Regions from separate parts of the Mus musculus genome. Here regions 1 and 3 are each linked to region 2. A link is a loop called in an ENCODE intact Hi-C map of the cell type or tissue named here. Cell type or tissue: left cerebral cortex. All regions are shown on one strand. Links, peaks and the distances in the headings refer to the core of each region. The heading gives the core; the rest is flanking DNA.

Region 1 (10,235 bases), core at 3,352-8,351, 200 kb after region 2:
AGCAGATTTGACTTCCTATAATTAATAATAAATAAACTACTGTCAAAAAGTTAGAGAAAGGAAACAAAAATATTGCCATCAGTACAGAACAAACGGGACTGAGCTGTGTTGACAGAGAAAGAACACGCACGTTAGGTGCTTCCTGCAGCATAGTGGGTGTTCTGTCTGGAAGCCCATGGCGAGCAGGCTCAAAGAATGCACTGTAGTCCTGACACAGTGGGGCAGAGGTCACTGTGTGAGCAGGCCCAGGCAACCAGATGCGTAGAGTGGAACAAGACTCCCTAAACTCTTTCCACCTGCAACCTTGTTTCACCTAGGAAATTTTTATACAACCCCAAAGATATATTATACATCATAGCTATTATAAAATGCAGATTAAATATTTGCTGGTAACAAATTATAAAGAATTTTATCTCAAAAATTCCTTGATATACATATAATTTTGCTTATTAAATATGAAAGTAAATTTGCATACTAATGAAATGATTGTGCTGCTTTTTTAAAATTTTACACAGCAAATTAAATCTCAGTGGCGTACTTGATGATGCAGGATGGAGCATCCTTGGTGTTTTTCAGAGTTGATGGATATTTTGATTTTATACTTAAATTATCATTTTGAAAATGTCCAGTCATATAATACTAATATTATATGACTGCTTTTAGAAATTTCTGGGAATTCTGAGTCCTATCAAAACTTAGAGGGAGAAATAATACCATTCTCATGAAAGTGTTTTAAAGAAACCTAAGTATTTGGCACTCTGTTTCCTAGGACAACAATACTATACTAGCAACACCAAATGGCAAAACTTCAAATCAGCGCCCTTTGTAAATATGGATACAAGAGCTTTGAATGCATATTAGCAAGTTAAGTTCATAAAAAAGGTAACAGAGCATGCTCAAACATAGTTTACAGCAAGAAGGGGACAATTAGTTTAACACTGAAAGGACTGGTGGCACTCACCAGACACAGGAGAAAAACAGATGACAGCCTTAGTGTACTGTACATAAGAGAAATGAATTTGGCTTAGCATGGCATGCTAGGGTGATGTGCACATGCAGAAAAAATGAAGATGTGAGAACGTTAAACACAACGTGACCGCAATTGCATCTGCATTTTCAAGTAATTGAGGATAAGTATAGAAATACTTTTGAGACCTGTATACTAACAACTACTGTGCAAAAGCATTGTTGAGAGAAACTAGAGAAAGCTCAAATGCCAACATGTGCCTTGCTCATGGATGAAACTGGAATGTTAATATAAAAGTCTCTCTCAAATGAATCTCTATTATCAAAATAATTTAATTGAAAATATTAATTATTGATGGGTTTGATAAATTAATTAATGTTGTACTTTTATTCTATGTGTGAGTAGTAGTATGTATGTATGTATGTATGTATGTATGTATGTATGTATGTATGTATGTGTACCAGGTGCTTGCATGGTGTATGAAGAGGCCAGAAGAAGATGTCAGATCACCTGGAACTGGAATTACAGCAGGGTGTTAGCAGCCTGATGTGGGTGTTGGGAACTGAACCTGAGTTCTCTGAGAAAAACAGCAAGTGGTATTAAACGCAGAGCCATCTCTCCAGACCCTTGACCATCAAATTTAACTATTTACGTGGAAATACAAAGGATTGGCGATGCAGTAACATCGTTCTGGATAAAGCACAAGTTAGAGGACTATGCTGTCTGATCTTAGGATCACTAGAAAGCTTACTAAACATCAGGGTGTGGTGTTGGCGAGCAGACAGTGATCCAGTTTGGGGGTGGGAGTGGTGTTGGGATTCATCCACATGTAGTCAGTTGAGTTTTCAGCATTTTAGAAAGTTAACACACAGTTGAACTGCCAAGGATAAAAGCGGGAAAAATAATTTTAAACAATGATGCTAAAAAACAAAAACAAAAACAAAAAAAAAATGACTGGTTCCCTAGTAAAAAGAACTATAAGTCTCCACTTTCACTCCACGTTGAACATAGAAGGCAACTCAAGATGGGTCGTTATTTTCAACCCAAAGTTTATAGCTATAAAGCCCCTGGAAGGAAGTGGAAGAAGAAAACGTATCCAAAGGATAAAAATTCCATACAAATTAAAATCGTCTGTTCTGCTCCTTGAAAGATACTGTTAAGGAAATAAAAAAAGGAAAGCTATAAATCAGGATGGAGGAGGGCAAAGTGTTGTTTTATTGAGATTTGTATCCAAAGTGAAAAGCTTTTACATCTTGGCAATGAAGGATGAAGAGGAGCAGGAAGAGAAACAGGAAGAGGAACAAAGTAGCAGCCAACATAGACACCCAGCAGATGGAGGTATGACCAGTGTGCACAGGAAAAGATCACCTCATTAGTAAATGTGGAAATGAAAGTTAAATGCACAATGAATCATCACTACATACGGGCTGAGTCTTGGCGAGTAGGCAGAATCACGGGAATGCTTATTTGATTCCATAGGAGAATAAAATGGGACTTCGGGAAAATGTGTTAGAGACACACTGATGTACACGAAGACCTAATGATGCCACACTTCCAATCTTACTCCACCCTTACACAGAGTCTCATACAGAAATGTTTGATGTTGACTTAACAGCCCCAAACTGGAGATAAACCAAATGCCTCTCTATAGTTAGATGACAGCATGGCATGGGCATTCTGGACAAATGAGTACTTCTCGATGCTGAAAAATCTCAAAAACCTTATGCCAAATAGAAATATTCCCCAAACAAATGGTACTGACCTCATGATTCTGTTTATGTGAAATTCTACAGCAGCCAGCACCATAGCAATGATTGTACTCATGAAGGGACAGAGGACAGACCAAGGGGTGCTGGGGACTTGCAAAGGGACACAGCAGATGACAGGAATGGTCATGTCTTTCTTTATTTTGGTAGTGCTTTGTAAGAGTACACACACTAATCAAAGTTCATCAAAATATACATCTAAATGAACTGTGTGTGTGCATGTGTGTGCAAGTGTGTATGTGTGTGTGTGTGTGTGTGTGTGTGTGTGTATGTACATGTAGAAGTCACAGATCAAACTCCCATGTCTTCTTCAAGTGTTTTGCCTATTTCTTTTCCTGAGACAGGCTTTCTCTATGAAGCCCTGGCTATCCTGGAACTCACTATGTAGAGCAGGCTGGCCTCGAACTCACAGAGATCCATTGGCCTCTGACTCCTGAGTGCTGGGATTGGAGGTGTGCACCACCATACCTAGCTTCTGCCTTATTTTCTTGAGATGTGCTCTCTCCCTAGCCCTGGAACTCACCCATTTAGTGAGACTGAAAGAGCAGCGAGCTCCAGGATTCTCCTGTCTCCCCACCCCTGATTCCCACCCTAAGAGCTGTGATTTCGGACATGCACCGCTGTCCCCAGCTCTTGTCCTTGTTGGCTTTAAGGAATCAAACTCAGGAGCTCACGCTACTGTGGCAAACGCTTTACCAAATGAGCCGTCCTCCCAGACTTGCGTGAGTTCATTTCGTGCACATCACGGATATGTGACTCATATCTCAGTAACACTGACTTTAGATAATCAAAGGAGACGGTGTAAATTGGATTTAAACACTGACTTTGCCTTATTCCACATTTTTCTGTAGCAATAAATCTTGGTCATCAAAACATTTGGTGGCACACGGTTGGAAGACATTCTGATGCTGACAAATGTTTCAGTATCTACCATGCCCTAGGCATTTGTGACCATGACAAAGAAAGCACCACGTCCTGTTCTTAGGGCGCAGTGCTTTAAGGGAGCCGGTGTTTGTTATTGAGCAGTACAGTCTGCGCTCTTATGGGGAAAGGGTCTGAGCAGCCCCGAGATCCTCTGAAAGGGAGCTTGGCTGAGTCCAAATGAGAAAGAAGGGAACTTTGGGATGGATGTACCCAGCGGAAGGGTGTGTATCACATTACAAAGCCGCTGTAGAAGAGGGAAACATTTTTTTCAAGGAAATGAAGGAAATTTAGTGTGCTGAAGCCCTAAGAAAAATGAGACAGAGTATGAAAGGCAGGAAGCCAGGTCCAGGCCACCGAGGAGCCCTAAGCAGGAGCTGCACGTACTGATCTGAGGCTGCTTGAGAAAACTGGCATCTTGTCCTCGGCTGCTGGCAGTGGGGAAGGGAGAGGGGGACCTCTGAAACATACGTGGCAACAGCCAAAGTTCTTCATGACTGATCGGGGGTGAAGGATAGGGCATCCACCATGTGTCCAAAATGGCAGTCAAACTTCTGGCCTGGACAACTCTTCTGACAAAAGCATTCTTTATTTAAAGAGTAGTAATACCGCCAAGAAGTGAAACAGAAGGACGGAGAAGATGAGGGATCTATGACTCCACCTTACTGGGGGGCTGTAGGCAATAATAGTGGGGCTCATCAAAACCTACAAGAGGATGAGAAGTCAAAAGCAAAAACATGAGGAGGAAGCGGGGCCCAGAACAGAGCCCAGGGGGAAACCAACTTTTAAAATCTCAATTTCTCTGTCTCTGTCTGATTCTGCCTCTCTCTGTCTCTCCGTGTGTGTGTGTGTGTGTGTGTGTGTGTGTGTGTGTGTGTGTGTGTGTGTGTATGTGTGTGCATAATGTCATTTTGGTGTGTGTGTTCATGTGTTAGAATGCAGGCACACTTGTGGAGTTAAAGGAAAACCTTGCGTTGTTAGTTTGTTTGGGACAGGGTCATTTGCTCGATGCTCTGTGTGACAGGGCTCATGAGCTTTCCCGGGAATTCTTCTATCTCAGATCCTCATCTTGCAGTGGGGGCACTGAGGTCAGACACATACCCACTGAGCCATCACTCCTGCTCAGAAAACCAACTCTTAAAGCCTAGCCAGAAGAATCCTGTCCCAGGAAGGACAATAAGGACAAGGAACCAGGCTGGGGGGGAGGGGGGAGGGGGGATTCAGAAACAAGTTATACTACAGAGGCCCCGGGTGGTGTGGGGACATAAACCTTCGAGGTAGGAATATCACCCCAACCCAGGGTTGCTGCCCAGTACCAAGGAGGGTATCATGCTGGCACTGGCATGACTGAGTTCTGTGGAAGCCATACCCCACCCCACCCCTGCATACCTGCAACACCTCCCTCTGTCACTAACAATGACATTGGGGAGGAGACAGGATCCCACAGCTTTAGACCTCCCTGCCCAAGAAAGATGCAACAGAAGACCCCGCTGTGGGGCTCCTTCCCCTGGTGACTTTTTCACTGAGCTGAACGACCACCTGTTTCTCCCAAATATCAGAGCATCATCCAAATTCTCTGCACTGTGCGCTGGGATGCTTTCGAGCCTGGGTCTCTTTCTTGGATCCCAGGAAAACAGGCTGAAACCCTGGTAGGTAGATAAAAAGACACGGATTGCCTAGAGCCCCTCAGGCCACTCGGTGATTCCTCCCGCACCCGCCATGGCAGCAGTTGAGCAAGAACATTAGTGTAACCTGTGTGGGGGAGTGACTATGAGCTTACCGACTCTACCTCCTTCCGAAGAGCAAGCTCCCACAAACCCTTTTCCCTCCTCCACCTAGTCCCTTCGCTGGCATGGTTCTCTTTCCTACGCAGAATTTATGCAGTTACTCGCTTTCACAAGCACCCAGGCAGGCTGTCTGGAGGCACCACCTGCTGCCAAGGCTATGGCTGAGGAGATCAGCAAACACTATCAGGGAGCCAGGCACCCAGTGGACCTATTTTCTGCTCCTTCAGCCAAGCACCCCCTGTAGCCGACTCCTGGGGCCCTTGCCAGATCCTGCCACGCATAGATCCTGCAGGGGAGAGCAAGAGACTGAGCACAGGGTCTTCCCTGGCTGCGCCCCTGCACGTGCACGCGGGCAGGTGTCCCTCCCCTCCCCCTTCGATTCCTGCGCAGGGCTGTGGTCCTTTGTGTCTGAGTCTCCTCGCGCGCGTCTGCTCTAGACTGGGTGGGGTGGGGGAAGCCGGAAGCGGCGTCTGGGACTTGAAAAATGCCTAGAAGGGTGGACCTTTCCATTCACAGCCCCGACCCCCTCCAGGGCCTCCATCCCCCTCCCCCATCATCCTCCTGCAAGCCCACACCACATCACCTCACCTCTCTTTCTCAGTTTCCTCTCCCCCACCCCCCGCCCCCGCCCAGGTCATCTGGATGTCATTGTCCCTGTGGTGGTTCCCCAGCTACGAGTTTGCATTCGCTGCCCCCACGTGTACGGAACTAAACGCACTAAAGCACCCCCACTCTGCATACCCTATACAACTTCACTTCCGGGGAAGACTCTCCAGGTACCTCATTCCCTGGCTCCATGATCCTCATAAAGAATGGCTTCTTTATCCCCAAAGAGTAATGAAAGGGGCCTAGGGGATATTTAACAAGAGCAGGGGGCACCGCCAGGAAGGGGACTACGTTTTTTTTGTGTTGAACAGTGGGTGGATGTGCTGCCTTGTGAGGCTTGGGCCAATTTCGTCCTTTCCTTAAGAATATAGGAGAGCAGTCTAATTCCCCTCCGCTCCTCTAAACGCAGACTTGGGAGGGGTGTGTGTGGACGGCTATACAGTGAACCCCATTAAAATGTTTTCCTTTTATTTAGCTTCAAAAGCTGTTACTTCATTCGATAACAGCATATATATATATATATATATATATATATATATATATATATATATGTATGTATGTATGCTGAAAAAGATCAGCAAAAACCTAGGACATTGTTGCTTTAAGAATCTAGACGAAAACACCTTAAATGAACTCTGCAGCAGACAGTTGAAGGGGGAAAAAAAAAAGCCCTTCTCTGGCCCTTGCTGCTTTTTGCCATTATTCATGATGTAATTTTTCAGGTGTTAGTTTGGCAGAGAAAGATTGGAACTGGGCTTGTTGCTAGGACATGAATGAAGAAGAGGAATCTCATTGGTTCCCCAGTACTTGTCTGGAGCCAATGAGATGGAAGGGGATGGAGTTGGGAGGGAGGCCACCAGGAAAAAAAAACAGAGAGAGAGAGAGAGAGAGAGAGAGAGAGAGAGAGAGAGAGAGAGAGAGAGAGGGAGGGAGGGAGGGAGGGAGGGAGGGAGGGAGGGAGGGAGGGAGGGAGGGAGGGAGGGAGGGAGGGAGAGAGAGAGAGAGAGAGAGAGAGAGAGAGAGAGAGAGAGAGGGAGGGAGGGAGGGAGGGAGGGAGGGAGGGAGAGAGAGAGAGAGAGAGAGAGGGAGGGAGGGAGGGAGGGAGGGAGAGAGAGAGAGAGAGAGAGAGAGAGAGAGAGAGAGGAGAGAGAGAGAGAGAGAGAGAGAGAGAGAGAGAGAGAGAGAGAGAGAGAGAGAGAGAGAGAGAACACTTCGGCCAGACTATTAATGCTTTGCTATGTTAAAATGAAGTGGAATACTGTGAAGGTGGGGTATTTTAGAGTATCTTAGGGTGTGGATGGTCAGTGGTGCCCAATGGACCAAGGCTGAAAAAATAAGCATTTAAGAGGCAGCTTTGTGTCGACTACCCTGGGTTTTTCTAATAATTCATTGTCATTGCCAGTCTGGAGCAAGATGCAAGCAAGGCCTCCTATGTTTAACACCCTTAACCCGCTGCCACACACCGTCTGGGGTCTGCAATGATGCTAAAGCTGGAGGCAGGAATGCTGGTGCACAGGCGCTGGGATTTTTCCTCTAGTCTTGACTAAGTGAACCCCAAATAACCTTCTGCTGTGTAAGTGAACCGGCTCTTGGTGTGAACTGGGACTCAACATGTTATCTGCCCAAGGCATTGGAACAGGCTCCCATCACACATTGCCATGGGCATCTCAGTGGGTAACAAGATCTGGCCCAGCCAAACCCCCAGTTCCAATGCCTTCCACATGGCCGAACACTGCAGCAAAGAATGTCACTGGGTTTCCTGACCAGCGGTATAAAATGGTCACCCACTTAAGCATTTTGAGCCCCAGGCTCCTGGCTAGCACAGTAAGTGACTCTGGGTGCCAATCATGCCTGGTTGCTTGATTTTGAGCAGTTCTTTGCAAGTAGGGAGGAAGAGGTGTACTGAGCCTGCAAGGCCCCGTCTTTTCCTCCGGGAGTTCTACAGGGCCTAACAAACACTGCTGCTTACCATCACCTATTGTCTGAGCTGCAGCTGTATCCCACACCTTTTTCTTTAATAACTGGGCAGGGCTTTGAGCTGAGTGATTTGAAACACACACAATAAATTGACTTCTATTGGGTTATAGACCAGGCTGGTTTATTTACACCCTGGAGGAGGCTCAACCTCTGCCAGATTCCTGACTTCAGAGATTTTGTGGCTGCCGTCCAGCAACATAAAAGGATTTTTCCTTGTAACCGGAGCACTTCCTAAAACCACAGGCAGTTTCAATCAATTACCATCTCTGGATGCAATACAAAAATTTTAAGGGACTCAAAAGGACCAGGACTGTTTTTGACCACAAGTCTTTCTGGATCCATAGCAGGAATTGATTTGATATTGATTTTTTTTCCTCCTTGTCTGTTCCTGGGTCCTCCCCTGTTGCTGCAGATTTAGGAGGATAGAGGGTGGTGCACGGATAGAAAACAGGAAGAGGTGAGACAAGAAAGATTTCTAAACAGGCCTTCTTTTTCTGTCAACCTAACAAAGCGGAGGCTCTGTTCACGTAGCTCCATGTGCGGACCCTAATTGTCACCCTTCAGGTGACAGGTACCATGTGAGCCTCAGTTCAAAGCCAAAGTCAAAGCTGAATAAACCTGATTTCAGACAGCCGGCATTTCAAAATAAAAGTTTGCAGCCTGAGCCTCAAATGGAAGTCTTCCTGCAGTCTCCAGGAGTCTGATAGAGTGCAGCACGGGGCAGGCTGCACACACCATTGTTCTCAGTTCTCATAAAACCCAACTCCCTGGCAGAGTTAGCGGTCCTGTCCTAACTGAGCAGAGCCCCCAGGACCGGGGCCAGGGGTGTAACATGCAAAGAAAAGATGCCACAGGCTGCAAGGGGAAGTTCAAAGCCATGCAGCTGCCAAGGAGAGGAAGGGGAGTCTTAAAGGAAAGAAGGGAGTCCCTCTATGTTTCAATGTGTAGATGAATTGGGTATTATTTTATATTTAATGGAGGAACTGGCTGACAATCCTAAGACCTAAACTCTCTTTAGTGAATTTAAACATGAAGAGAAGGATATGGCTTGCTTGGTAGAGTGCTTGCCAAGCAGGGGTGAAGCCTGGGTTCCATCTCAAACCACCTCACAAACTGGATGTAGTGCACCAGCCGGGAAGTCTAGCAATGGGAAGGTGGGAGGGAAAGATTCTGAAGTTCAAGGCCATCCTCAGCTACCCAGCAAGTCCGAGGTCAGACTGAACGACATGAAGCAGTCAGTCTCTAAAGGGTCAGTCAGTAAGGAGAAGAGCCCTGAAGCCAGTCGAACAAGCAGTTAAGCCACACAGGTTCATTCCAAGCCAGCGCCAACGCCCAGCCTCTAAACATCCAATGTGTGTGTCATTAACGCTGCTGTATAAAAGCATTGTCCTTCCTTCATGCAAAAAAAAAAAAAAAAAAAACTTACAGAATCCCACACAGATGAAGAGGTCTGCTTAGTGATGCCTAGAGAGCCTGGGCCAGGACCAAACTGGGACACTGCATTTAAGCGAGGAAGGGAGCCTTCACCAACAGTCTTCAGAAATGGCCACATTTGCATTGCCACTGTGTGAACTACAAGCTAATTATGCTTTGTTGTAAGGGAAGCAAATTATACTGATTGTACAATAAAAGCTATTGTCGGTCCCATCATGACTCTGAAAGATGCAAAAATATTGACTGGCTCTAAATAGCATTTTACTTTTCTCCCTATAGACAGCAATTTTTAAGGCATGGAATGACCAAAGATGGCTCTGTTAAGCAGTCATTGGGCAAAAGTGTGTCAAGAGAAGCAGGAGGTATGAACAGGACAGATAGTGTCTGTGAGTGACCAAGGAAGAGTTTGTGTGTGTGTGTGTGTGTGTGTGTATTCTTAAAATTCCCCACAGTACCTACAACAACAATAATATAATGAAGCCCACTGACATCTCTCAAAAGAAGGTGATTAATTAAAGTAATTAGGCTCCACTGAATTATTAAAATATGAAGTCTTCTGCAGGATGACCAAAAAAAAAAAAGCGCCAGACCATTTTTGCTGTTCAAAAATTAAAACCATATTCTGGTTCATTAGCTAAGACGGGAACTCACACGTTTTAGCCTACAATCTTATTCACAGATGCGTAAGTGTCTAATATTTCACACCTTTGTAATGGCTCTTATATAAAAAAAAAAAGAAAAGAAAAGAGAGGAAAAGAAAGAGAAACAACATCCTGA
Region 2 (10,235 bases), core at 2,159-7,158:
CAGGAAGGTATGGATTCAATCTCCAGTACCACATAAAACAAATTTTGCTCGGGGCTACCAATTCAGTTATCTTAGAACTGTGGACTGTGTAGCTTTTGGAGCCGAGGGAAATGACCCCTCTCTGTTTTGATTTTAATCACCAGATCTTAATTCCAATCCTCATATTGAGTGCACCTCAGGACCAATCATACATCTTCCATTAGCTTAAATCATTTGAATTCTCATTTTTATAAATAGAAATATGTCAAATGTTGGCAATTTCACATGATTTGATCCATGCATTTCATAGATGTGGCTGAAAAGATTTATACTCACCTTTAATTCTTCAAGGTGGTCTCAGGATTTCAAAATTTCTACTACCCAATTCCCGTCCTCAGTTACGACTGATACAGGATACATCCGACTGACCAGATTCACCCTACCATGCCAGTACATACCCCATGTGTTTAGACTCAAGAAAAAAAGACTTGAGAGCCTGGGTTCAAATTATTTAATCTCTCTATTAGTTAGTAGGCATTTGAGTAATTAGTCTCCTTTTATATCAAAACCCTCATTTGTTAATTAGTAACAAAACACAGGATTATTTTAAGGACTAAAGTATGTGCTATAGACATTTGTAACTGTGTACACACACACACACACACACACACACACACACACACACACACACACACCTCATGCTACCAGCACAGTAGATGTTCACTGAATGGTATTCCCCTCCCCTCCAGCACTTTCCTTATATCCCCTAATAATTCCAGCAACAACTGAGGGACAAGCCCAAATAATGAGACAACCTGTGGGCTTGATGAAGGTAGCTAGAAACAAACAATAGTGGGACCAAAAAAAAAAAAAAGAGGTAGCTTTGCACGTAGTTTATTCTTTTATATTACAGAGCAGAACCCATAAGCCTTAAACTCAGTTACTAGCAAGCTATCTTATTATGTTGTCTTCTCATCTTAAGATAACTAAGCACCATTTGAATTCTATACATGATATGCTTGTGTTTACATCAAATGTCATTTTCCAACACAGCAGTTCTAGCCTCTTTTCTGTAGGCAATATACATGACATTATCATAAATTAACATATATGGTACTCTATGGAAGTGGGGGGAGCATTCTGAGATTTCCTATTTCCCCATAGGTCTTCCTTTCTCTTTCACTCTAGAAAGCCATGAGGAGAGGAATTGATAAAGGTGACTCTACAGAAATAACCTCCCAAACTCTTTCCCAATAACTATAGGTGGTAGCAAACCAACAAGCCACTGTCATGACTGCACTGTACCTGAAATGTGTATATGGTGCAAAGCCTACGTAAAGACTCACTCTTCTAAGGCATGTGATGCCATGATCATTTGGAATGTCTAGAAACCACGAAGCCATTAGGTAATTGATACTTAGGATGTTTATAGGCTCTACCATCTTAGTCATAGGCTTCTACTTGATCTCACTCACAATGACGTCTGAATTTTTTTCCTGTATACTAATGCTGAACAAACAAATCCATTTCAACTGTAGTGTCTGGTACAATAGTATTCCTGCCTCTGCTCAAACCACTCAGGCTTTCTGTCTCTCCACATCTCCTATGGGCATGATGGTGCTCTCAATATGATCAATTCTTCCTGAACACCAGAAGCATTCTTCCACATCTTTAGACTTGTGAGCATTCTAGTAGTCCCTCTCTTCTGCTCTGTAATTATTCTCCTTTTATATAAAAACTGTGGTCAAAGCTATTTCTTATGAATTGTGAGAAGCATGGCTATGGAGATGCCACCAGGGCTCTCAGAAGCCTGCCACAGTTCCCAGCCCTGGGATACGGGTTACATACGGGTTATGAATTAAAACTCTTCAAGCCAAACCCAACTCTTTAAAACTGCAATAGTTTACAGTTTATGGATCTTTCTGGGGTGGGATTCAGGACAGGTTTTCTCTCTCCTTGACAAAGACTTACTCCAGATAAGGACCAACAATAATTTGCAATTTGGTTGTGCTTATCGTTAATAAAAGGAGTACAAGGTTTGATTCATTCTTAAGACACAGAAACTTAGAATGAGGGTGTGATGGAACCAAAAGGAACACTGAAGTAAATATGATTCTCTTTAGCTGTAAAGGCCAACATTTGCCTCTCAGTTCGAAGAACAAGTTCACACACTTCAGCATGCTGCATTGCATCTCCAGGATCTGGCCATGCCCATGTGCCCTCAAGAATAGCATTTTCTTCTCTTCACTATTATGATAGGTATGCCTTTCTGATGAGGGCTTAGCGAGCATCAGAAACCCAGAAGATGAACAATGAATCCTGAAAAAACGAGCAAACTGAACTCTACACTAAAGCTGCACACAAGCTCAGAGGGCAAAACCAAGAGCAGCGGAACTTGAGGTTTCAGTAAAATGCAAAGAACTTGTTGTTCTGGTTGGTTTTCATCAACTCTGGAAGGCCTGGACTCACCTAGAGAAGGGAAACTTCAGTTGAAGAACTATCTCAATAAGATTGACCTGGGGGCAATGTCTGTGAGAGATTGTTTTGATTGATGATTGCTATGAGGGAGCCAGCCCAGTATGGGCGGCATCATTCTCTAGGTGGGTGGGTCTATGCTAGTTAATAAAGTTCACTGAGCAGGGAACAAAAAGCAAGCCTATAAACAGCTTTTATCTTTGTTTTCTGTTTTCTGCTTGACTTTCTTCCATTGTGGACTGTGAAGTATAAGCTAAAATTAACTCTTTCCTTTCCTAAGTTGCTTTGGGTCATGGTGTTTAGCACAGTAAAACATAAAGATAAAACATAAAGAGCATTCAAGGTGTCTTTTTCTGCTGCATGGAACTATAAGCTCCTTCCTGGAAGTCTGTTTATAAGCTGTGATCATGAAATAATGCGCTCCAGTCTCCCCCTTACAGATGTACCAGGAATGATAGCTCTTTCTATGCACTCTCTTTTTAGGAAATCATAGGCATATTCTAAAATGGCTACATTTGCTCAATAAGGCTTTCTTGGAACTGAGGTCAGGTTCAGTTTACAAAAAGCAAATCTAATTTGTATTTCTGAAAAATCGTTCTCCCAATTTGATTGCCCACCAGATTCATAAGACATAGATAGCTTCTGGACAGCTTTTAGTAGCTCCCACTGAGAAATCCATCCTCCAAGGATGGAAATGTGATGTAATTAAAGATGTTTAAGACACAGTACCAAGAGTACTGGTGTGTGTGTGTGTGTGTGTGTGTGTGTGTGTGTACCTCAAGTGTCATTTTATAAGCACTACAAACCTTGTTTGTTGAGATAGGATCTCTTACTGGCCTGAGGTTCCCTTATCAGGTGATGCTGGCTAGCTAACAATTCTCAGGGATTCACCTATCTCTGTCTTCCCAGCGTGGGAATTACAATTGTGTGCCATCATACCTGGCTTTCTCATATGGGTTCTGGGCATTGAACTTGTGAATTCTTGCTTACAAGGTAGGCCTTACCAACGGAGCTATCTCCCCAGCTTCCCAGTCATCATTCTAAAGAATAGTTTCAAAGATGCTTTGAGGTTTTTTTTTTTCAGGATCTTGAGTATAGTGTAAATCTATTAGGAAGATAGTAGTGAGAACAATAGCGTGCTTTAGAACGCTTCATTCTCACAGGCTACTTAACAGTAATGAGCAGGTACTATGAACACTAAGGAGTCTGTTAGGCAATGTTCACCTGTGTGTGTCCCTATTGAGTGCTTCTAAGAGCCTCATGTAAATAACATGAGCAGTAATAATTGACCTTTAATGAGTGGCTCCTACCAGTCAGGTACTCTGCCACGGGTTATTTTATTAAAATCTGTATTTCACAAACAACAACAACAAATTTAGAAAAGCTAAGAACCTTGCTAACTCCACAGTGATATTAAGAGAAGTGAGATTCATGAACACGTCTATCTGATTTGTTCTTAATTACTTGGCTTTAGGTGCTGTGGTATAAGCTACAGGCCCTAAACCACTGTGATATGATCTCCTAGTTTTTAAAAAGATCTATCATTTTTTTAATTATGTGTAGGTGTGTGTGTGTGTGTGTGTGTGTGTGTGTGTGTGTGTGTGTGTATACATGTGGGTATGTGAACATTCATGGGGGTGTCCTCTGAGGACAGGGACTATTGGATCTTCTGGGTAGGGCTGTAATTATAGGCAGTTATGAGCTGCTTGTAGGAATCAAATCTATACATACACACACACACACACACACACACACACACATATATATGTGTGTGTGTGTATATATATATGGGCATGCAAATATGTACATATGATGTATATGTGTGTGTATATATATACATATATATATATATATATACACACATATATATATATACACATATATATATATAGTAGGTCCCAACTCATATTTCCTTTCAATAAGAATATTGTCTAGTTCCATGCTCAATAACACAGCTTGTAAGCTATATTGGTGACAGTGACCCAACCAGGACAAAGGACAGTACCAGTCAGAAATATAGGACAAAGTTACTCAAGGCAGATCAGTTCCTCCACCTTCCCCCACCCAAAAGCCAGGTTCACGGGTGCGAGTCATAGGTGTCAGTAGAGGAATTATCTATCTGGTAGGCACCAGCCCAGGTGCAGTGTGAGGCTTTGGGACTTGCTTGCTGGCTGTTCTTTAGTCCCAGGTAATCCCCTGCAGCGGTGGCAGGCCTCAGTCACTCCACCCTAACATCCTGAATGGGCACATCCGTCTCTATTCATCCTTCAGCCTCCCCATCACCCTCTCTCCCATGCATATTTATAAAGACCTCAAGAATCCTAGGATCCCATAAAAATGCAAAGTACAATTATTATTAATGATGATACAGTTAGCAAGGAAGACATTTGTTATTTCTACTCAATTGCTTTCCCCCGGGAGCAGAAGCCTTTTTTTTTTTTTTTTTTTTTTTTTTTTTTTTGACGAGGTGTTAATGTGCAGTCAGGGCTACTTTGATTCTCAGTCATTCTCCAGGAGAAAGTTGGATCGCAGACTAGGGCGGTGCCCTCCTCTTCCCTCTCTGCAGTAAGGCACTGGCTGAGCCCTGGTTGCTAGTGTAGATGAAACTGTGGATCTTTATTTGATTTCTGGTCTCAAGAAACACTGTCTTCGGATCAAGGCGACTAGAGTTCCTTTCTCGTCGAGGTAGTAGTCACTAGTCTGTGCAGGCAGCCCGGGCTCATAGATCTAGTTCTAGTTCCCCACTTATCCACCTGGAACTAAGTGATTTTTTTTTTCAAGGCGAAGAGAGAACACACATTTCCTTATGTAAGCAGTCCTGTTCTAATCACCATTGTTTCTCAGACTAGCGGCTGGCTGAGACTGGGAGCCCGTTTCCATTCATCGTTCGCAGCCTTCCATTGTAATTTCAGAGGAGTTTAAAGAAAAATACTGAACCAGTCTGGGATTTCCCTGTAATGACCTACTTCCTCTAACACACACCAGAACCGATTCAAATGTGAATTTCCACGAGGAAAGGGCTCCTCGAAAAATCTCCATTATCCTGTGTCCTTCAGAAAGTACCTTGCCTTTCTTTGGGCTCCCATCCCCCGCTCCCACCCTCCCTCCAGCCCCGCACCCTGCCTTTCCCTCCTTCTTAAGAAGACTTTCCCAGGTCCCTCTTGGCTGTGGTTGAACGACGTTGGCTGCAGTCCATGCCGCAACAAAGCCCTGGCATTCCAGCTGTCTGCGTCTAATCTCCAGTGTCAGCTCTCGTTAATGTGTGAGCGTGAAATCAGAGGGGGCAGAGCTGCACGGAATATTAAAACCATGATCAGAATTCCACTGAGATGCTGAGAGGCTGCGAGCACCATTAGAGGAGGCTGTCAAATCACGGCTTCGCATTAAATAAAAGATTTCTATCGAAGCAAAGTACAATCAGTGAATCGCTGAGCTAAATTAGCATTTTTTCAATTGGAGATCGAAGGTGATTTATTGTTCTACACGACATTAATGTAACTATGTGCTTGACCCGCTAAGGCAGCTAATTTTTCATTTAAATGGTTTCTTTCCTTCCCGGCGCAAAGGCTGCAATCATATTTCAGCTTTGCCGAGCGATCAGAAAAGTCCTGGAATGCTGCAGAAATGCTGTCCCTCCCCTCTCCTTCCTTCTCTTTTTCCAGCTCCAGAGCCTTCCTCCTCCCCTCCCCTTCCCTACTAACCTCATGGCTGGTGGTCAAGGTCACAGAGGAAGAGTAATCTCAAAGCCACCGACTTCAAAGCCTCCATCAAAGAAGCCCCCACGTAGCCATTGAATTAAAAGGGAGTGGGGGAGGGTGGGGTCCAGGCACTGGCCATTCCTATCAACAAGAAAAGACCCTTTAACTGCCCTGCTGGTAGGACCCAATCCGGGGCATCCTGGGTCCAGTCTCTCTGGCAGCCCTCTTACTGTGCCTCCCCCTCACATCCTCCCGAGCCCCCTCCCCGGCACACACATCGCCTCAAGATAATATACATTTCCAATTAGCAGAGCACATTCTAGCCATGTTCTCTTTGACTGCCCTAACTATCTTCCTTTTTGCTAAAAAGCAAAGCTGTCATTAATGCAATCCTGCAGCTCCATTAATCCGAGGTACAATGCGGCTTTTCTCTCTCGGGCTCCCCTGAACATAAAAACTACAGTTACTCAAGCACCCCTCTTCTATTTAGATTCCTCGCCCATTGTCATTCATTACATACCTGATGTAACACAGTAGCCATCGAAGCTCTTGAACACAGAGCAGGAGCATGAGATTCCATTCATTTCCCAACGCCCTTGCTTTCAAAAGGCAGCTGGTATTTTTGTTGTGGTTGTTTTTAAGCACATGGATTTTAATCTCTGGGAATTAATGGATATATTTTAGGGTACGCTGGGGCCCCTCACATGTGATCAACTTGTTGGATTTAGAACAAGATGGGCGTCCTAGCTGAACCCCGGTAAATTACATTTTCACTTTTCTCTGAATTGCTTCTTATGGAATTAGTTCATTGTGTTCCACATTAAGAAGAAGGGGAGGAGCCGGCAAGGGGTGGTGGGCAGTGGAGCTGACATCTGCCATGCTTTACGGATGTAGATGTGATTTCTAAAACTAAACAGACATTGTACCAGTAGCTAGTCTACATGTTTCCATTGTTTTCTTCCTATCCCAACGTCAACTTAGTGAGATTACAGATTGAACTATGTAGAGGAGGCATTAAAGTACCACCTATCCTTAGGATATGAGGACGACAAGGACAGTCCCTGTTCCAGGGCTGACTATAGACAGATGAAGGAAGAGTGCCCTGCCTCCATCCAACCCCCACACAGCCTCAAAACAAAAGTGATGAAGTTCCTTCAAGGGTCAGTGAATTGGGAGAAAACTTCCCTCCCACCTTTATCACAACGGGACCTAATTGGCACACACACACACCACCCTCACCGCCCACCTCCCGCCCTAGTCAACCAAAAGGCCTTGGAGTGATGGGTCAGGGGACTGACCTTTGTTCTGACTCAGTGAAAGGGCCTCTTACTAGGCCAAAGGTGGGGGTGAGGGTGAGTAATTGGAAACACGTACTTGCCACCATTGTGTCAAAGTTGCTCGTTCATGTCTGTCTGCCTTTTTCTAAAAACTAGAAAGCAATTCCGTCTCTCTCCCATATTGACCATCACTAAAATTCAACAACTCTAAACAAGAGACATAGATTCCATCACTCAAAAACAGAGAATTTGGTCACCAAATACCTCCTGGTACTGGCCTTCGCTGGCCCATTCCCTTTTGGTTGATTTCCATAGGACTTCTATACCAACAGGATATATCTGTCCAGACCACTTCTATCCCAGGTCACTCATTCATAAGCCAAGAGATAGCACAGTATGCCTCGATTCCTCTACTTCCCATTTGCAGGAGAATTCCACTCCCCACCAAATCAAAGGACAGGAGTCAAGGTTTAATTCTTCTATGCCCTCTCTAAGCATAAGTTGTCCTCATATGGCGATGTCTTCTGGAATATAATTCTATTCTTTTTGAACGTGGGACCTTCAGGATGTCTTTGGTCACTCCTGGTACACAGAATAGAACTTCAGTATAGGGAAACACAGACGATCAATAGGCCTACATGGTCTGTCACATGCTGAGCCTTAGCAAGCAACATGAACCTAAAAGATTGGCAAAGGCTAGACTTGAGGCTGGGGGAGACAGGCTTTGAGGGTAGAAAACTCAAGAATAGGAAACTGTCTGGTAGCAGAGCAGACTCTGTAAAGGGTAGCCAGACTGTGAGACTGAGTCACAATGGTTGGCAGGTACGGTTCAAAATATGCTTAACATACAAAGGCATGATCCAGTGGACTTTTGGAAAGCAGGTAGAGCAATGGATGAATGGAATCATAAGACCATTCCATTCTCCTCAAAAGCTCAACTCACAGGGTCTTCTCTAGAGAAAGAAGTACTGTAATGAGTGACATAGTCTTTCACCAGGTGGGCACAGAGAACAGACTCAGTCCTCAGGCACAATGAGACCACTCCCAGAATAGATGTACAGAAGGCTCAAGAGACAAACTCAAAAGACTACCCTGGTCTTAGAAGCAGTTCTCAGGTTCCTCACCCTACAAAAGATTACAAGTATGATGCCATAGAGCAACCGCACAGATTGCATCTAGATTTAGATGCCAGTGTGTTTATGTGAGTGAGCTCATGTATTTGTCATAAATTACACTCATTTCTCAGTGCTCAGCATACAGATGCCACATAAACCCCCTTGTTAGGCACCAATTTGGAGGCTCAGGAATGATCCAGCTCTATCTGATTTCAGGTTCAATGATGTTGAAGGTTTTGTTTTGTTGTTGTTGTGTTTTCATAAAACATTTCTGAAGACTGCTATGTATGATACTAGAAATTCCATATGTGATTCATTCAATCCCACCCCATGAAACTCAATAAATTACTGTGGCAAGACTGTGAGCTAGGGGTCTATGATTATGCTCCTCCGTAAATTATGAATATTGATGGTGGCAGAAATACTGAAACTAGAGTTCCAAGGACTACTTCCAAATGACTCACTCTTCCAAAACACTTTGAGCATTTGAAATATCCACTCCCAGAGGTGGCATTTTGTAAAACTGGGGCTTAAGACATTCAGAGTATAAAGCTAGTTAGAAAGTGCCATTGAGAGTACAAAACCACGGTAGATGGAAATGATTTTATTTGGAGAATATTAGCTAATAACTGGACTTTCTTGAGCATGTATCAAGTGCCCTACAGTGTTCCAAATATGAAAGTGCATGCATTAATATGTTCTGATCCTTATACTGATCTAATAAACTACATTCTATCTTCTCCATTGTAAAGATAGAGAAACAGGGCACAAAGGTGTTAACTACCCCCCAGGGTAGTACATTCAAGTGCTACTGATAGTGCCAGGATTTGAACCCAACCAAATTTGAACTTGCAATTTCACATTCTGGCACCATGGTACCAAGAACACAGCATGGCTCTCTGTTACTATCAGAATGCCTTGTAGATGTTCCAAGAAGGCAAATTCGAGTTCTATAGCCATGCTTAAGCCAAAAGGCTTGGAATGCAAGAAGTTTAGTCACAAGGCTAACTTTTGTAAGGTTTGTCCATCCTTGTACTTTGACTGCAGGACAAGCTTTGTCAAACTGAGAATGGTCAAGGCAGAAGAAATAAGCTGGCCACAGACACTTTTAACATCTACTAACTAGGTCACTTCTGAGAAGAAGTAGCCTACCATTGGATCACTGGACTGGAGAAAGAACAAATGAGTTCCACTATAGGGAGATATCCTGAAAATAAGGAAAGAAATAGCCTTGGTCCTTAACATGCAGGGAAGGTATTCATGGGCATAAAGTAGGGGGAAGAACCCTAGAACTGAGAGGGGGGAATGGGTGGAAGCAGAGAAGCTACAACTCCTCGTGTATCATCACTCAATCTTCTGTGCTGCCTTCTAAATATCCCTGCGTCTTCTTGGATCACAGTAGGTACTCAACACACATACTGAACAAATTGAATGGATGATGCTCCCCATGAGCACACACATGAACGAAGCTGAAATGTGTGTAATACTGAATAATAATAACTCCAACACACTGAAGGTGACCTAGAAAAGCATGCTGGAGAATGGCTTTAGCCAGGAGCCAATCTGGTTTCTGGTGGCCCCTGTCTTCAGTCTCTCGCCATGCCATGGCATTGTCACGACGTGTGAGAGATTTGTTTAGAGTGGGGGAAGCATATTTTTGTTTGCATTTGCTTAGCACATTGCTGTCGCAC
Region 3 (10,235 bases), core at 1,785-6,784, 120 kb before region 2:
CCAGTGTTTGGGATAGTATGGCTATAGACCAAGTCCTGGTGTTTATATGACAAGCACTTTGCCTTCAGTTAAAGACTTGGCATTTGCATGATCACTGTTGGTTTAGTCCTGACCTCTTGAAATAAATGGTTGGCTCCTCATCCATCTTTTAGAGCTGGGACTCCTGACTTCTATTTTCAGAAGAGAACAATAAAACTTGTAAGTGACGGAATGGATTTCCAAACCTCACTCTTTTCTGTCCAAGATGGAACTGACATTTGGTTCATCGACTCTTTCACTTTTAAAAAGAATGAGTAAGTGAAAAATTTCACTGCAGCAGTAACAACCTAATGAATCCTTGCTGTTCATATATGCCATGAGATTGTGTGTGTGTGTGTGTGTGTGTGTGTTATGTTGCATATGTATGCTTGTGTGCAGGTATAAACACCCATGATTTGAAGACAGAAGCTGAAGGATGATGGAGGGAGACTTCTAGTGTTTCCCATTTTCTTTTTTGCCACAAAGTGGATCACTAAGCCAGATTGCCATTTCACCTGGCCAGCAAGCTCCCAAGATCCACCTGTCTTACCTCCTCCCCTCCAAAAGCTACAGTTGCAGGCTTGTGCAGTCATGGCCAGCTGGTCATGAATGCTGGGGGCTTGGGCTCAGCAACTCTTGCTTTGACATAGAGGGCTTTTAGCCACCAAGTCACCTCTCCAGCCTTCCAAATGTTGTATGCACAGAGTAAGTCCATGACCACAGACATTAGTGACCTCTTGGATACAGATGAGGAAGCAGCCACAAGAAGTTTTAAGAAGTATGCTTTGTCATGGAGCCAGTAAGCAAAAGCAGCTGGGTAGAAATGCCAACAGTTCCACTAGGGCCTGAGACAACAGTCTAAGCCAAGATGTGTGTATGTGTGTGTATGAATTTGTATATGTATATATATATATGAACATTCATATATAAACATACACATATATGAATTTACATATATGTATATAAGTGTATATCAATATGTACACACATATATAAATATACATGTATATATGTGTATATATATAAATTCTATATAATGAGTATATATGATATATTACATATATCAATATTTTTATATATGGATATATACTCATATATATTAGATAATAAATATATATGTATACACACATATATACTTATGAATATATATATATATACACACATATATATATTCATTGTCTCATATGCAATAGCTGCTCAATAAATGCCCAAATGTCAGTTCTATCTTTGATACCAGCTAGTACTGTGTACATCAATTTGCCATCTATGGTCTATTCACCAGATGCTCAAACATAGAACGTCATCCCTTGACTATGTCTGAACATCACACATCTATGTTTGGTCCCTTAGCCCTTGCAATGCCATGCTTCTATGTTCATTTTCTGTTCTGTTTCCCACCATGTCCCACCTTCCCCATTCTAGACAAAGACAACATTTGCTTTTCTGTGTCTCTGCTCATCACAATAGGTTCACATTACAACACTGGGGGAGTGAGACTTCTGTGGACTTATCATTTCTCTCCCAGCTCCACATGTGCCTCCAGGGACTCAGAAAAAAAATCTTTTGGCATGGAAGCAATTCATCCAAAATGTCACTGAAAGACATTGAGTTAAAAAAAAATAAAACAAGTAGCCATTGTAGACCCACCCACATTTCACATGTGTCTTGTTTAGGACCCACAACAATCTAGCTAAGACTTTTCTTCCTGGGTCCAGGGAGACTGAGTTTTTGTAGGAGACTTTGCATTTGATCCCAGAACCCAAGTGAAAGAGTTGGGCACAGTGGCACACTCGCTTAATTCTAACGATGGGAGACAGATACGGGATGGATCCTAAGGTACCCTGGTGAAGTAGCTTTGCTTAATTGGCGCACTCCAAGTCATAGGGAAACCTGTCTCAAAAGCAAAACTAGAAGGATAGTGCCCGAGGAACATCACCTAAAGTTGTCATCTGTATACATATGGACATGCATAGTAACAGGTACGTGCGCATATACACACGTGTGATAACACACACACACACACACACACACACACACACACACACACACACACACGGTGGGGTAGTTTCATGGAAGGGAACTCAAGCTCAGAAAGTGAAGTTGCCTGCTATCAGGAGTTGGTAGGAATACTACAGTCTGAAGGCAGACTCTACAGTATCATTCCATAGCTCATGTGTTTTATGGGCAGACATTTTTAAGTGTCCACTATGAGCCAAGCATTCTGTTAAGACCTGAGGATGTGCCAATGCAATAAGCTGACCACGACCCATCTGCAGGGTGCTCGCTGCAGAGAGACACATGGCTAGTGAGAACACTGAATGTGATAATTTTTTTATTTATTTTTTGTCCAGGAAAAAGATGAGGTAAGTGTGCTCCCAGGTGTTCCAAAAGTGGTAAATAATGAAAAACTTCCTTAGGAATACATCACACTTAATAAAGCAATTATTCCTATCCCTTCCTCCTTATTCCTCAGATTTTTTTTTAACTCTCATTATTAAAGGGTTTCTTTGAACAATTATAGTTTTTAATGGGGTGTAAATCATAGAATTGTTCCTACTACAAACTCTGAACCTTTTGACAGACATCATTTTAGGCATATAGAAGTTCAGAAAAAAACAGCCAGCCATAGTAGTATCATGCAATATGTGAGCTAGAAATGGAGAGGGCTCATTTCCGCCCTCCTGAGCCCCCTTTGCATGAGCTCAGGGAAACCCAGCTCACAGAAGAGTCAGCTCTGAAGTGGCAGCAGCAGGCTGTGGGCCGCAAAGACTTTGTGCCCTGGTCTTGTTTACAATTTGTCTGAGGCTTCTTGAGCTCAGCCCAGCCAGATGGACCCTTCCTCTCAAATATCAGACCTGATCTTTTCAAATAAAACAGTACAAAGCACATTAAAAGCTTTGATCCAACTGTTTACTTTGTATTTGTGTGTGTTGGGGAAATGAGGACAAAGGAAGGATTTATTAGGCCTTGCTGTGGGTGGCCAGTGCAACCACTGGGCATGTGAGGGGGAAATTTTTGGAGGACGGCACCGGCACATTTTGGACACTTGTCAGTATCCGGATGCCTGGTGCTTTAGCTAACATCTGTCAACTGCTCTGAGGGCCTCGTTCTTTATTTCAGCCTTCATTTCCATCAAGGGAAAGGTCCCAAATGAGGGGTCCAGAGCTGATCAGTCATTTTCTGTGGCCTAGGACAGGTGGGGGAGTCAGGTCTTAGGACTCAGACAGTTTTGTGCCATCTCTGGGTGATCAACTTGCCTTTTCATAAGTGACTTCATATCTTCAAAGTACCCCATGTGGGATAACCTATTTAATCCACATCCTTCCGAAACAGGTGTGTGCACTCTCTCTTTCATACACACAGCACAAACATACATGACACAGCTATGTCCATGTTCTGATCACAAGAAGGAAGAATCTCATGAGCTCAGAAGCCCTCGAATTCCTGTAGAGTAGGTGCGCTTTGCCCTGTTTAGAGATTTAAAAAAAAATGCAGTAGGTCAGAGAAGTTAGTAACTGGCTCTTTGATGCTAAGCCCTGATATGCACTATCATATCACCAAAGGAAGGGCTGAGATAGGACTCATACCAAATATCTTGGTCCCAAGATGTGTTTAATTTGTGCTTCATCTTCTGAAGTTACAAGACTTAGCTCCTGCTGGGGTGTTTGCTCTCTACCTGCTGAAATTTCTTAGCCTATACCGAATATCCAATGTAAGTACAACCACTCTCAGGGCACACTCCTTTAGGTCTGCCTTCTTGCTTTTTTTGTGTGTGTGTTTAGTAGAGACTGGAAACATCTCTGAGACAAACTGCAATGAAGATTTTTGAGATGGAATAAACAGTCAGAATACATAACACTCTGAAGTGGCTGGCTACCTTCCCCTGAGATGGAGCAGATCTGTAGTGTTCTCTTAGCTCCAGGGAAGAGGAATGCTCGTTAGCCAGCATCCAGTGTCTGGAGCCTATACAACCACAGGGGCAAATAGGGAATTGTCTTCCTGCTCAGCTCTAGGTCTCCCAGCCTCCCCCCCCCCGCCCCCCGCCCCTCGCAGATAAAACTGTTGCACATGCAGCCTATGGTCTCTGGAGAGTCCCAGGAAAGGACCATGGAAAGGAACTTAGAAATTCCAGAGCAAACTCAACACATAAAGCTCAATGAACTGCCATGTTTAATGAAATTAACTGACTTAAAACAAAAACAGAGTCGAGGACCCCAGTGATCTCTAGATTTTAAAAAAGAAAGAAAACCTTTTGGAGAAAAGAGATTTAAAAAGAGCATAACAAAACATTTTTTTTTCACGTTCATCAAATAGTGTTTTGAAATATCCGGTTGTTGTGTGGGAGAGACCGGGAGAGGCTGGGGAGGACTGGGCCACTGTAATTTAATTGCTTGTAATCTAACTTCGCTTTTTGTCCCTATTTTTCTTCCTTTCTTTCTTTTCTTCTTCTTCTTCTTTTTTTGTATCAGTTAATCTGTTGGTTACATTTTCAGCTTTTCTTTGCTTCTGGTTTCATTTTCAGATGAAAAAAAAATGCTAGGCACACAGGGCTGCTGTCTGGTTGCCATGGTGACCACAGCCTATTATCCTGCCTTGTCATTCATCAAGAAAGAATTGCACTTGACAGAGGCAGAGGGAAATGCCTGCAGTCTGCAGCATAGGAAGGGGGGAAAAAAGCTTTTCTTGTCTTCTATATACGTAAAGGCCCTTTAATGCCCGTTTAGTTACATGTTTTATTTAGCATTATTTATTACTTGTAACGCTGATAATTGATACCTGTAAAAATACAACCCCTCCCTTCAATGTATTTAACGTGCAATTTGTCCATTTGCTTTGCTTTGCTTTTCCCATTTCAGACCCATAACTGGTGTTACACCCCCACTCCCTGCCACCACAAATACTGAGTCCATTCCAGGAATAGAAACCGCCGAAGGATTACATTCTCCACGGAGAACGATCTCTATGAAGGTAGCTAACCGAGCCAGCTTTTCCCCTTTTATAAGCAACAGTTCCTGTGTCTTGCTGCTCCTAAAACTGATGAGTGCTGTGTATGACCAATGAATAATTGAATCTAACTACTGATTAAATTATTTCTCCAGGTGTGCAATGTCTGTGAAATACGGTGCCAACAAAAGAATTCCAAACTGTGGCAGTCTTTTCATGAGATAATCACATATAAAATCAGGATTGTTTCTTTTACAAATGGGAGTCTACGACGAATCCATTGTTCTTCAAAGGCAGGAAAGGGCTCTTACTTATTATTGGGCTAGTCCTCATTACGGCCACCTGAATGAATCCAAAGTACTTCCAAAAATAAATGGTTTCATGACTTTTGTATGTTTAAACACCTAGGCTTTTGTTTATTTTTTCAAGTCTGATATTTTCCACCTCATTATTCACCTCTTAAAACGTCTGTATCCGGCTGGGCCATTTTAAACAAGTTTGCTGATGGCTTGCTTTGCCCTCCTGGAATTGTTTGGTTTCCTTGTTAAGGTGAAGAATGTTGTAAAAGGGGCAGTCTCCTAAGTTGTGACCTCAAAGGGTGGTGTCTGAATCTCTCCTCTTTTGTGTCTGATCAGGAAGAAGATGGACAATGTCTATACGCCATCTTCAGTTGGTAACGCTGTGGCAGTTAGCATAACCAGTGCTAGGCAAGATTCAACCGCACTGGCTGCGGTATGCGTGGCCAACCGGAGTGAGGACAAATCCCATTCCGTCTGAAGACTGTCTCCTGCCAGAGATCAAATGCAGCTCGCACATACATGACACCAAGCAGAAGCAAGTACTATTCCATTACAAATGAAGCAGAGAGAGCCAGAATTATTTGGTCAGCTTGGTATTCAAAATGGTTGAGATTCTGACCTTCCCACTCCTTCCTTAATTATCTTGATAATTTTGGCAAGAGGAGGTTTGTGGGGTGGAGAGGGATAATTCTGAAAGAATTAAATAATTATAGCAGTCAGGAAATCCATCCAGGGTTTTATAAATTCCTGCATAATAGTTCAAAATCTCTTGATTTTTCATCGTGTATAAGCTAAATTCATTAGCACATACCTTAGATCATCTGTTAGATGCCTAGCAGTGTAAAAACACAGGGCCTGTGAAGTGTTTTTTTTGGTTTTGTTTTGTTTTTAATCTTGACTTTTACAGAATAAAAACTACCACCACCAACAACAACAAGAGAACAGACATGTTGCATTTAAAATTGTACCTATTTCTTTCTGGCTCTCAGCTTTTCTTTTAATGCCGCAGTAATACCACTGTTCATTTCCTGTTCAACTTCAAACCTACCTTTTGATTCTTCCAATGTCCCTTAGGCTAATGTTTTCACAAAGAATGAAATGAACAGACAGAAACAATTAAGTGAGCAGATACAGTGAAAAGGAACACCGGCTGCCGCTTTCACACGACTGGAAGTGTAGGAATGAATTCTGCTTGGAATCTGATCCTCCAGCCACAGGGCTTTTGCTGCTCACATCATTTTTCTTCTGCAAACCCCCCTCAGCCCCCAGTGTACTGCACGCCACTTTTCCTTTATGGAAGGAAAAGATCGAGGCACACAAAGAAAGGCCCAAATACTCACAGGCACGGGAAATATTTTCTCTGCCTGTTACTAGGACCGGATAAGCTCCAAGAAAGAAAATCCACCTAGATATTTTAAACTGGGGAATGTCTCCCCAAAGCCTGGTAAATGTTCACATGTGTCTTCATGAAATTTGTAATATGGATTGTTTACACAGCCCTGATTGAGGGCATGAGCACCATTAAAAAGGATCAAGTCGGTTTAGGGATGGAAAATTGTAGAAACCAGAGCTGTTATCCACAAGGAGAAGTGTAGGTTTTGGTTTCTTTGAAACAATAATACGCAGGACTTGATATTAAAAGGTATTTCAACAGCCAAGAGTAAGCTGTTGGTGACCCTTCGAAGTTCTATAAGGAATCAACAAGGTGGTAAGTCACTCTCCTCAAACAGGTCTGAAGGCAAGTGTTGATGACATGGCTGGGGCTCTATGACATCTCCTTCTCTCTCTTTCCAGTAGCACACTAAGAGATTTTCCATGGCGGGAGCTCGGCACTCCTGGAGTGGGGTTTACTTTGTTCAGGCGTTGTGTTGGTATTTGAGGAGACTGGCTACAACTCCACAAGGCGGTTGCTGAGGATGGAGCCTCTGTGTATCTCAGAAGACTGCAGTTCTTACTGCTAGGAGACTGCATGGCTAGTTCCCTCTGAGTTAAGCTTCTATTTTTGAAGCCCAGATGCAATAAGGAGGTGCCTATGATAGACACAGAATACAAACCCCACACAGCTTAAAGCTGGCAGATGTCTTCTGCAAAACGATGCCACACCTTGACCCTGAATGAGGAAGAAGGCAGGGATCCATAGGATTATCCGGAGTGGAAAACATGGCTTCCACTTCTAATTTGTTTTTTAAAAACGGAATCATACCTATGAATTTCTTAATAAAATATCTTTCTTGTAAAATGTAGTCATTGTATTTTTATTGTTGTTGTGATGGGAATGTATCTTTTAATGCCATGGAATAGTTTAATGCTGAAATAGCAAAGGGCTAGAGACAGCTGGAGTAAACATAAAACAGCTATATACTGATATTACAATGGATTTTTTTTTTAACTTGAGATTCCAGGATGGGTAAAATTCTCACTACACCAAATGGCTGGTTCCATGGAAATTGACCACACGTAATAGGGAGTGTTTCCCTGGAAAACCAGGCACGTTATATCACTTGAAAGACCTACTGCCTCCTCTTTGTTATTTACTTCTTTAAAACCTACAAATAAAACACCTAAGGAGTGTAGCGATATGGAGCACTCCAGTAAGGCATTCTTTCAGAATTTATAAACAGTTCCAGAAGCAGTTAAATTAATGAGTTTTCAGCTGTCTGTGCAGAACTTAAGCAAAACAGGATTTTTCTACCAGGCATATTAAGATCACTTGATCATCACCATGCTTGTCTTTTTGACACACACAGAAGAGGCGAAGCTAAAATGTCTCTGAATGGTTGTTCCAGTATAGCATTAAAAGCTAAAATGGCCAGACAGAAACCAAAGAATAAGAGATAGGTCAGGGTGACAGTAGACAAAAGATCATTAAAAAGAACCTACTGAAAGTGCCTATAGTATCACAATTATATGTCTAAGTATGAGATTATAATACATTGGGGAACAAAAGAACCTACTGACATAGATCTTATGAAACCTGTAAGTCCACAGTGACTTACCTAAAGATCTATCCTGAACCCATGATGAGACATTGTTCGGGAAGATCTTTATGGACTTTATAGCACAGAGGAGCTCTCAAAAGAAGAGCTTCATTGATAACAAGGGGTCTCAAGTCCAATAACACAACTCCTTCTAAGAGACTATGGAGAGACAAGGCACACAGTGGGGAGGTCGTATGGACCCAGAAGCAGGAACTTCTACTAGCCACAAGAGGTTGGAAGACACACATGGAACTGGCTCACTGTGAGCCCTTAAAGCAGGAACCACTTTGATTTCAGACTTAGGGCTTCCAGAACTGTGTGACAAGGAATTAATCTTAGTTTTGGACACACATTTGGGCAATTGGTTACAATAGCTGTAGGAAAGCAAGCTAGAGTTATTTGACCATGAGGGTGAAAAAACAGGCTCAAGGGATAACAGAGTGACTGAACTGTCAGAAGGGTGTGATGCCCTGGACTGGAACTCATGAACAACCAGAATTCAGGGATGCGTTTTACCTATAGCATCCTTCTTCTCTATCTACTTCATCTTCACCAGCTTTCTTCACTTGACAAGAGATACTCTCTGCTAGCATCTCAGTTTTCCATCTTACTGTTTCTATCACTTCATGAGAATGTGTCTCTAACCACATTTATAAACCCCCGGGAAAGAGTCTATGCTGCCTATGAGGTCTAGCTACCTGTAAACTAATCATCAAATTAAGCCACCAAAATCTTATCAAATAGGACCACTCTGGAGAAGGCCTGATGAGAGGTAGATGTAAGTGGTACCAGTTACTTGTCGCCTGGGTTCTTTCCCATAGGTAAATCTAGAGCTGCCTTTCTTGAGGACATTATTACACCATTGCAGAGTCAGACTGGCAAGGGAGTCTGAGCTTTGTCATTTATGGGTGGCATTACATTAGGACATTGCACCGTTTCTCTATCTTATTTCAAAAAGGTGAAGATAGAAAGGGCATTGCCCATGGTAGTGTTTGTCAATATATGTGAGGCTCTAGGTGCAATTGCCAGCACAGAACAACAAACACTCAACAACAAATAAAGACAGAAGTATATGTGATAGTGTAAACCCAGCATTCAGGAGGCAGGAGGGTTATGAGTTCAAGAGTAGACAGAGAGAATTTTAGGGCCAGACAGGGCTATATTGAACTCTCTCTCAAAATAAAGATGGAGATGGAGATAGAACGAGGAAATAAAGATAAACTTGTTGTTTGATAAGTATGCTACATCTGGAAGAATTTCTGTGATGTTAGTTAAGGACACTTATAGATACAGAGGGTTTGAGCAACACTTATGAGACAGATAGGGTCATTGCTTTATTTTCCCAGATGGGATTTCAAGCTTTAAGCTCCTGAGAAAACCAGGGCAGGAATTTAGGGTACTCAACTACCAGATTAGTGTTTCTTTGTTATTTACAGGATCTGTCCCCATTTCTGTGGATATAAAATAAGGTCTGATTTAGAAGGTGTCACTCAAATAAGGAAAAAGAATCACCCTTAGAACAGACAAGAATGTTAGGTTTTAGGCTTCATAGCAATGTAGGATAAAGATGCTTAAAAAGAAAAAGGACAAAAGCAATGGGTTGGAAGTTGAAAGGTGAGGAACCCAGTTAAATGTCCACAGAATACCGCTTGCCCTGGAATGTACAGGATGCAATCATTTTGAAACAACATTTAGAACACAGGGAAGCCATGGTGGGATCAGAGCCCTTTAAATTTTAAGCTAATTTCTTATAACTACCAGCTCCATTCTGTGTTTGTTTTCCTTTTGCTTTCTCTCATTATGTAATGATATTTGGAAAGAAACTACTTGGCTCAGTTTTTGTTAGTGAAGAAAAAAAGAAAAAAAAAGGTATGCCTTCTGCAAGCCAGAGTTGATCCAAATAAGAGAGACCCCCACTGTGTGTGGCAAGTATGATCCAGCTCATTTTTAAACTTTATAACATCAACATGGTGCTCAATGTTTATGTTTGAAAGTC

What was found. Hi-C counts contacts between places; a loop is a spot of excess contacts. Peaks named below come from ENCODE experiments on the same cell type or tissue, not always from the same donor. Only the 100,000 strongest peaks of a DNase experiment are listed, where the experiment ranks them.
Region 1: it touches region 2 in a loop (6-fold over the local background); 3 of 42 quality-filtered maps call a loop at or near these places.
Region 3: a loop joins it to region 2, with 2.7 times the contacts of the local background. A loop is called at or near these places in 3 of 42 quality-filtered maps.

What each region holds. Positions count from the first base shown.
Region 1 is chr9:41,929,998-41,940,232 of GRCm38, forward strand. No RefSeq gene overlaps it. Among named protein-coding and RNA genes, the nearest start is that of Gm36227, 16 kb to the left of the region's middle. In left cerebral cortex, for the core only: no CTCF peak of the experiment used is centred there; DNase peaks (open chromatin) are centred at 5,564, 6,307, 6,786 and 8,144; H3K4me3 peaks cover 1,191 bases; H3K27ac peaks cover 928 bases.
Region 2 is chr9:41,730,449-41,740,683 of GRCm38, forward strand. Gm35835 (a long non-coding RNA gene) reads right to left here and starts at 7,001. Exons shown (of 5, transcript XR_379295.4): 1 at 6,673-7,001; 2 at 6,156-6,293. RefSeq lists an enhancer at 4,530-7,513. In left cerebral cortex, for the core only: no CTCF peak of the experiment used is centred there; DNase peaks (open chromatin) are centred at 5,220, 5,671, 6,662 and 6,912; H3K4me3 peaks cover 1,802 bases; H3K27ac peaks cover 2,240 bases.
Region 3 is chr9:41,607,686-41,617,920 of GRCm38, forward strand. It overlaps a transcript of Mir100hg not described here. Among named protein-coding and RNA genes, the nearest start is that of Mir125b-1, 31 kb to the left of the region's middle. In left cerebral cortex, for the core only: no CTCF peak of the experiment used is centred there; DNase peaks (open chromatin) are centred at 3,877, 4,612 and 4,907; H3K4me3 peaks cover 898 bases; H3K27ac peaks cover 2,042 bases.